2 separate regions of the Homo sapiens genome follow, and region 2 is linked to region 1. Evidence: chromatin contacts called from ENCODE Hi-C data. All regions are on one chromosome and are shown on one strand. The core of a region is the stretch at or near the end of the contact, and the rest is flanking DNA. Distances in the headings are between cores, read along the strand shown. Region 1 overlaps LOC107985364 (a long non-coding RNA gene). Region 2 holds the start of LYST (lysosomal trafficking regulator).

The links. A loop is a pair of places that touch in the nucleus more often than their neighbours do. Pooled maps may share reads with other maps.
Region 2: a map of CD8-positive, alpha-beta T cell shows a loop between it and region 1 (3-fold over the local background). The contact joins the promoter of LYST here to the enhancer-like site in region 1. A Hi-C loop is called at or near these places in 1 of 168 maps with a recorded cell type or tissue (CD8-positive, alpha-beta T cell), 1 of 37 single-sample maps with no recorded cell type and 5 of 50 pooled maps.

The regions. Positions count from the first base shown.
Region 1 is chr1:234,770,596-234,774,761 of GRCh38, reverse strand. LOC107985364 (a long non-coding RNA gene) reads right to left here. Exons shown (of 3, transcript XR_001738532.2): 2 at 634-793. Among named protein-coding and RNA genes, the nearest start is that of LINC02961, 13 kb to the right of the region's middle. RefSeq lists enhancers at 1,821-1,870, 1,891-2,060, 2,081-2,130, 2,151-2,370, 2,106-2,400 and 1 more. Within about 2 kb of position 1,906, at least 31 of the 41 ENCODE cell types and tissues checked have a DNase peak (open chromatin) inside an H3K27ac peak, as active enhancers do; they include CD8-positive, alpha-beta T cell, where a contact is called at or near this core.
Region 2 is chr1:235,865,064-235,868,969 of GRCh38, reverse strand. It overlaps LYST (lysosomal trafficking regulator), which reads left to right and starts at 2,064. Exons shown (of 53, transcript NM_000081.4): 1 at 2,064-2,127. RefSeq lists silencers at 1,597-1,896, 1,947-2,366 and enhancers at 2,487-2,586, 2,957-3,006.

The DNA of each region.
Region 1 (4,166 bases), core at 657-3,156:
CGCATGAAGTGAAGTGCTTATATCTGGCAGATAGTAAATGTGTATTATCAATTTAATTTACACTATTATTTGACTGTATTTCTACTATACAGAGCAACTATTGCCTGGTCATATGTCCTAACAAATAAACTGTGGAGACAGACAAGTAACTGTCTCAGTGCTAAGGACACCACTGACCCTCAACAGAATAATGCCCCCTAAAGATGTGTAGACCCTAATCCCCGGAATCTGGGAATGTGTTAGGTTACACGGCAAAGGCAAAGGAAGGTTGCAGGAGGAGCTGAGGCTGCAAATCAGCTGACCTTACAGTGGGAAGAGAAGCCTGAGTTCTCCAGGTGAGACCAATGTCCAGCATCCTGGCTGAGCCTGCTCCCTTTACAAACAAGGTTAGGATTTATAACTGCTTTCATGGTAACATCTGGCTCATTTCTCTCAAGTTCCCCCAACTCTTTTTTTTTTTTTAGTATACAAATCTTTATTCTAAAGTCATTTCATTTCGGCTCAATTCCTTCTCTCTCTCTTTCTACCTGTTTGTTTGGCCTTTGGAGATTGAGAATGAGAAGTAACAGGACTCATTACCCACAGCTAGTCACAAGAGGAGACAGAGGGAGAGTGAATGCAAAAGAAAGGTACCAGAGAGGCCACCTTGCTGGCTGTCAAGGTGGAGTAAAGAGGCCACAAGCCAAGGGGTGTAGGCGGCCTGGTCTCTTCTGCAGCTGCTTTTTAAAACTCTAGGACTTTCTTCCACCAACAAATTCTTTAGGTTTTATCAGAGTTAGGAGGCAGTTAGCATCTGCAACAATAGAAAGAATATGTATTATTTGGAATGCTTGTGTGGCTTATACAGCTCCCAACCAGTTCGGGAGTCTTAACACATTGTGCTAAAAGATGCTGAAGGCTGGGTTTCCACTTCCCAAACAATTTCATTCTCTAAGAAAACTGCCGATAAAGATAAAAAACATTACAGCCAAATGGAGTCTTGCCTGAATCCCAGGCCCTGCCACATCGACCGCTGGTTCTATCAGTGGCCAGTGTTCTGGAAACGCTTCCCCGACATCAAGGAAGCCGGATCCTCCCCACACAGTGATGGGTTCTAGGCCATTTTTGCTGCCTCGGTCTGGGAGCTCACCATCCTCAGAAGCTCCCAGCACCTGGAGATGTCTCGCATCCTGGCTGAGCCTGCTCCCTTTAGCAAACAAGGTCAGGATTTGTAACTGCTTTTGTGGCAACATCTGGCTTATTTCCCTCAAGTCCCCCTGCCACTTTTTTTTTTTTTTTTTGAGACAAGAGTCTTGCTCTGTCGCCCAGGCTGAAGTGCGGTGGCGCGATCTCCGCTCACTGCAAGCTCCGCCTCCCGGGCTCACGCCATTCTCCTGCCTCAGCCTCCCGAGTAGCTGGGACTACAGGCGCCCGCCACCACGCCCGGCTAATTTTTTTGTATTTTTAGTAGAGACGGGGTTTCACCGTGTTTGCCAGGATGGTCTTGATCTCCTGACCTCGTGATCCGCCCGCCTCGGCCTCCCAAAGTGCTGGGATTACAGGCGTGAGCCACAGCGCCCGGCTTCCCCCGCCCCCGCCACTCTTTATATATATATATATATCTTTCATCTATAGTCATTTCATTTCAGTTCAATTCATTCTCTCACTCTCTCTCTTTTTTTTTCTACTTGTTTGTTTGGCCTTTGGAGATGGGGAACAAGGAGTAAGAGGACTCATTACCCACAGCTAGTGACTTGGGTTAGAAGTGAAAGCACTTCTGCTGGGCCCTGACTTATTTATTTATTTTTGGCCACAGAGCCACAAGGCTCGGTCCCCAGTGAGCCGCCCGAGGACATCTTGTGGCACCATCTGTTCGCCCCCACCCACCCTCACCAACTGCCAGGCTCCGATTGTTGTTGGTGGTGGTGGTGTGTTTTTTTTTTTGTTTTTTTTTTTTAAGTTTTTGTTGATTTTATAAATTCTGTAGCTCTGTGTTTTTTAGACTCGGCTTGCTCGTGTCAACGCAAAACCAGGACAAGCAGAATAAACAAAGAGATGCTGGCAGAAGGCTGGGTGTGTCGCCTCAGGTCTACAGATGTGCTGGGGCCACACTGAGGAAGGCCCTCGTGTGCATGCAGGGCGCTGGCCGGAGCGCCTTAGGACGCATCTGAAAACTTCTCATTGCCTCAGGGTTTAAAATAGCCACACTTCCTGCTCCTCGGAGAGGGTATGCACAGAATGTGGGTGACTCACCGTCGGTGGTTTTCGATGTGTCTGTCATAAGGAGGTATCATCAAAAGCCCGGCCTGTTTCAGATGTTATTTTTTTCCACCCTCAGCCATGCGGTGCTGGGAGAGCAGAATGCCTAAACCCAGTGTTTGTTTTGAGCGCAGAAAGTGAAGACCAAATCAATTGTGCCGCAGCAAGTAAAAACTGAATGCGTGAGGGGGAAAAAACCTGCAAACAGTGTGAAGACTGAGTTTCAAGGTTCTTGTTTTCAAAAAGTTTAATTATATTTCAACTAAAGCCAAACTGTCAAAACATGGGAGAGTGATCTGCCTGCTTTGAAAATGCATTAGCCTTCTTATGTAAAAGCCAATAATTGATATCCAAGAGGAAACCAGAGCTGTGGGGGTCGGAGGAAGAAGGAAGACAGCCTCTTAGAACTGCTCAAACGACACTTCCCTATCAACTACGTGCAAAGCTTTAGATCCAGGTTTGTGAAGTGGGAAATTGGAGAGGGGAACAAAGGCAAAGCTAAAACCCTCTGTGAATGGCGAAGGTTTACAATATCAGGCCTGGTTTACGAGACATGTGGGGCCAGGGCACTGTGAATTAGAATTTACATAAGCGAGAACCTGGAAGAGATCCTCAAAATTCTCAACAACAGCTTTGTAAATAACAGCAGGCTGTGCCTTCTTCCCCCTGAGAAATGCTGGGGTGTGTCTGGGCTGCCCCCAGGGCCGGGCTAATGCCTGGGCCCTCTCTTTGCTTCCAGCCCAGCTGGTTTTCAGGTTATCTGGTTGTTGTTTTTTTTTTTTTCCAGACTCCACTCAGCCACTTCCTCCAAAAATGGACCGTCGGTGGTTAAGTCTTTGCCCTCTTCATCTCAGTTCCCATTCCTGCCTCTCCTTCAGTAATCTCCTAGAACTTTCTAGTTTCTAGCACAGAGATTCTTAATCGTGTTCTTTTGATGGCTGAGAAGTATGTGTATTCTTAAACCACTCTCAGATTAAATTAAGCTTGCACTACATAAAAAATATTGATGGAAGCCATATAACACATATTTGGGATAGAGCTAGAGCAGGCATCGAACAGATCATACCAGTTGGAATACGGTATCAAAGAGCTGGGAATTCCCGGCCTACAGCCTGGGTCCGGGAAGGCAGCCGCCATTTTCTTCCTTCTTGGGTCAAGCCACTAGCTTCTGGGAGGACCAGCCTCCTCCAGCGTCTCTGTCATTTCCCCTTGATTGCTGATCTTTGAAAACAAGCCCAGGTACCTATCATATGAATGCTGCTAGGCTTTAGAACCCTTTCTTCATCTACCCTGGTGACATGAGACAGCTATCTTTCTCCCAGTGTGGCTGATCCCCACAAATATACATTTCTTGTAGCCCAGTGTCGGGTAGAATGGACTTTCTGGTCTATGGTCTAGGACTCTCTGTTGACCTTGGAAAAGAGTTGCCAGATAAAATACCGGATGCCTAGTGAAATGAGAATTTCGGATAAACAACACATCCCTTTTTTAGTGCAAATATACCTTCAATGTTATAATAAAAAGCATGTCCCATGCAATATTTAGAGCATACTTACACTAAACAATTATATGTTGTTTATCTGAAGTTCACATCTCACTGTGCATGCTGCATTTTTCTTTGCTAAATCTGACAGCCCTTCTGGAGCCTCTTGCGTTCCGAATGAATGTGGGTTCCACGAGCCATGAACGAGAGTGAGTTCTAAAGGGAACGGGAGCCAGATTGAGGCTGTGTTCTCCTTGTAAGGTTCTCGTTGGTGCAACCCATCGTGCCAGTCGTTCTCATTCCTGCTCCATGTCTGGGGTGCTCCGTTCACACCTCTGTCAGCGTGCTGGTGATCACTGCCACAGCTCTAGACCTAAGAGAGCCATGACAATAGTTCTCAGCTTTTTGGGCTGACGCTATATTTGCTCATCTGGGGGCCTGGCAC
Region 2 (3,906 bases), core at 815-3,314, 1.1 Mb before region 1:
TAATCCCAGCACTTTGGGAGGTAGAGGTGGGTGGATCACCTGAGGTCAGGAGTTCGAGACCAGCCTGACCAACATGATGAAACTCTGTCTCTACTAAAAATACAAAATTAGCCGGGCATGGTAGCACATTCCTGTAATCCCAGCTACTTGGGAGGCTGAGGCAGGAGAATCACTTGAACCCGGGAGGCGGAGGTTGCAGTGAGCCGAGACTGTGCCACTGCACTCCAGTCAGGGAAAAAGAGTGAAGCTGCATCTTGAAAATAAAATAAAATAAAAAACACTGGTACCGAAAAAAATAATAGTCACAAATGGCATTACTTTGTGCCTTTTACAAACAAATAATACTTTGAGGGCCAATTGTATACCATTATCATCTAAAGTCTGTCTCATTTTCTTTGCTTTAATGAAATCATGATAATCTATTATTTTCTACTCAAGGTTAACAGAAACTGGCTTGTTACTTAATATTTCTTTGACTTCTTTTGTCCATTAAAAAAGGGGGGTGTTTTTAAGATTAGTGGGTGAAAGTTGATGTATAAATAAGAGTAGACACAGCTTTAGGTAAAATGACGAAACAGGTTAAGTTTGGCTTCCTCTTTTTGTTTCAGTTCAGGCCCATGCACCTAGCACAATACTTAGCGCATTGTAGGTGCTCATTATATACTGCTTAAATGAGTGATAAGTTCCCTGAGACATTTATTTCCTGCACTTGTTAGGGTTCAGTGAGCCGATATCCGGCCACTGCCCTCCAGCCTGGGCGACAGAGCGAGAATCTGTCTCAAAAAAAAAAAGATAAAAAATAAAAATAAAAGACTACCTGCCAGAGGAAGTGGGCAATCTTCGCCTAAAGATATGAACTGCTAATGGTTAAACATCAGACGTCAGAGAAGACATATTTTAAAGTGGGGAATTTTCCCCAAGAGCACCCTCTAAACCACATCAGTGGGCAACTTAACGCACTTTGCTTGTCATTGGGTTAGATGGGAGTTTGAGGAATTGGGAGTAACATTTGGTATATAGGCTTGGGACATAATATCCTGAATTATTTCTATTTCATAATTCCTGTGCAAAAAATTATGGGAGTTGTTGATTCTACAGCAATTCCTGTCAATTTGTAGATTATCTGCTTATTAATAGTTTGTATTGTTTGGCAGAACTTGAAAACTACCGAACGATTACAGTTCAGGCTTTTTCCCAGTACCTCTGGCGTTGCTGTCTCAGTGACTAGGAGGTGAGGAGGGTGGCCCTTGAAATGCCAAACTGCCTACCGCAGCAGTCTGCCAGCAGCGTGCTGGGCCCAGAGCCGGGGATGCAGCCAAAACATCCTGGATTTTACCTACAGCTCCCACCCTCTGGAGGGACTGGTCTATTAGGGCATATGACACTGACAGTGCGCACTGTATACAAACCGTGTTTGAACAGGAGTCGGTTGGAAAATACACCACTGCACTGAATTACTTCTGCAGTGGCTTTGCAAAGCTCTTTTTGTTTCTTGAAAGAAGCCGACGGTAACCATTACAATATGGCTTTTTCCAGGTCCCAGAGGAAGGCTAGGGGTGCCTTGTGGGTAACCCTTTCTCCCTCTCCTGACTCCTTCCCGTTATTTCTTCTATCTTCATCCTCTAGACCTACACAATGGGACAGGTTGACAGTCTGTGTTGAATGGAAGAGGCGGACGATGCGCTTGTGTTTGGTGCTTCTCAAACGGTGCTCGCACTCCCCAGGGTCTGACGCAGCCCACTACGCAGAGCCCTGGGAGGAGGTGCGGACCCAGGGTACGACCCCCGACCGCTGAGAAACCCAGACCGGGCCCCGGCTGCAGCCCCGCGGGTCGGCCCGCCCCCCTGCCTTCCCTATTGGCTCGGCAGTTCCACGCGTCACGCCTGCGACGCCGGCGCTGCCCTCCCAGAGGAGGCGGGGCTTACACGCGCGAGGCGGAGCCAAGGGCGCACGCGCAGACGAGCGGGTCTGGGTCCGGACGAGGGGAGGGAGGGGGTGGTGTTCTCGGTTTCCTGGGTTACCTGGGCGGGCGGGGGTGGGGAGTGCGCGGCGGCGGCGGCAGCGGCGTCGGCTCGGGGTTCTCCGGGAGAGGGGGAGTGCGCGGCGGCCGCAGCTGCCACAAACCAGGTAAAGGCGGCCGCCGGGCGCCGACGCTGCCGGCAGAAGGTTCCGGGTCCCGGCCCCTCTGCGTGGCCTGGAGGGGAGGCGGTTTGGGGCTGGTGGCTGTCAGCCTGGGTTGAGGGCCGGGACCGCCGGGCTGAGGGCGCGAGGGCGCGAGGGCACTCGGCCTGACGCGCCAGCTCGGGGCGTCCTCTCTGGCTTCTGGGCTCTGGGACTTCTCGCGGCGCCGGGCCGCCTTTGACAGCCGCCGGGCCGCGGGCGGGAGCTCGGCTGGGCCCCTCTGGGCCATTGCAGCGGCCACTGGGCACTAACTTTATTTCGCAGCGCGCGGGGGGCGAGGTCGAGCAGGCTGACGGCGGTGTGTTGCTACCTTTATTTTATTTTTTGATCCTGTGCCGCTGCACTACTCAGCCCAGCTGGGCCCAAGCTGTCAGGTTGACGATGGGAGTTGACGGTTTCCGCGCCACCACCCAGCCGGTCACTCCCCGCGCTGTTGCCCTGCGGCGCTCGCCCACCTGTCACCTACACCGTGCGCCTCGGTCCGCTCTTTCCTCCTGTCCGTGACACCCTTTGACTGGGCGAGAGCCTCTCTTTCCAGGGGATCCCCTGAGACATCTGCCGTCTGTCTCCGGTATCACTGGAGCCTGACTGAGATGCCCCTTCGCTTCTGATGAGTTAAATAAGCTGGGAAATTACCCGAGAAGACCCCGGTACCACAGTGTAAAGCCCAACGAAGGGGTTGTTTAATGGTCCAGGGGATACAGAGGCTTTAAGAAACGTTTCCTTAACGCTAATTCTTATCTGGTTAAACAAAACATAGCAAAACATCCCCGATCCGCTCGGCAGACCATACACACCCAGCGACGGCACTTGATAGTTAATGGGGTTTGTTTTAAGCAGATAGAAAATTTTAAGGGAGTCGAATCTTGTGTTGAATGCGTTCGTGTTGAATTTGGGCCAGTGTTTCCTTGAAGATCAAATGCAGGTTGCATTTTCCTATTGTTTGTTTAACAGATTGATAGGACAAACTGAATTAGACTTTTCTTCCTGATGATTCTTGGCTCTTCTGCGCTATTATTTTAAAATTCCACGCCTAGATTCATCTATGCTAATAAAGATGTTGACTTTAAGCTTTCAATTTATAGATGTAGTTGATTAATATGGGGTATCTGTTTTAAAGAGCTTTGTTAAGTGGCCAACAACTCTTTTTCTGATAGCTCTTTGCTGTCATCCATATTGTTACTACAAAGATTGGAGAATTTGAAGAAGAGAGGGCATAAGGAAAAATGAATTGCTGTAATTTGCATAAAAATACTTCACAAACTATATAATTATATATATGTATTTAGTAAATATTTATTGAGCACCTACTGCGTGTCAGATACTTTTCTAAGAAAACATAAATATCTGCTCCTTCATGGAGCTTATATTCTAGTGGGGACCTCAGATAATAAACAAATAAAATATGTGCTGTGTCAGATGGTGTTAAGTACTACAGAGAAAAAGCACGGAAGAGGGAGGGCAGGGAAGAGGGAGGGCAGGGAACCGGGAGAGGTTTGCAATTTTAACTAGAGGCAGCCAGGGAAAGCTTCCTAGAAAAGATATCATTTGAGCCAAGACCAGAAGTAAGTGAGGGGTAATCCATGTACCTCTCTGAGGGAAGGATGTGCTAGCAGAGAGGAAGGCAGAAGGGCTTGCAGAAGCCCTGTGTGCTGGGCTTGTTTGAGGACAGCAGAGAGGCTGATTTGGCTGTGGTGGAAAAAGCAAAGAGGAGTAGAAATAAAG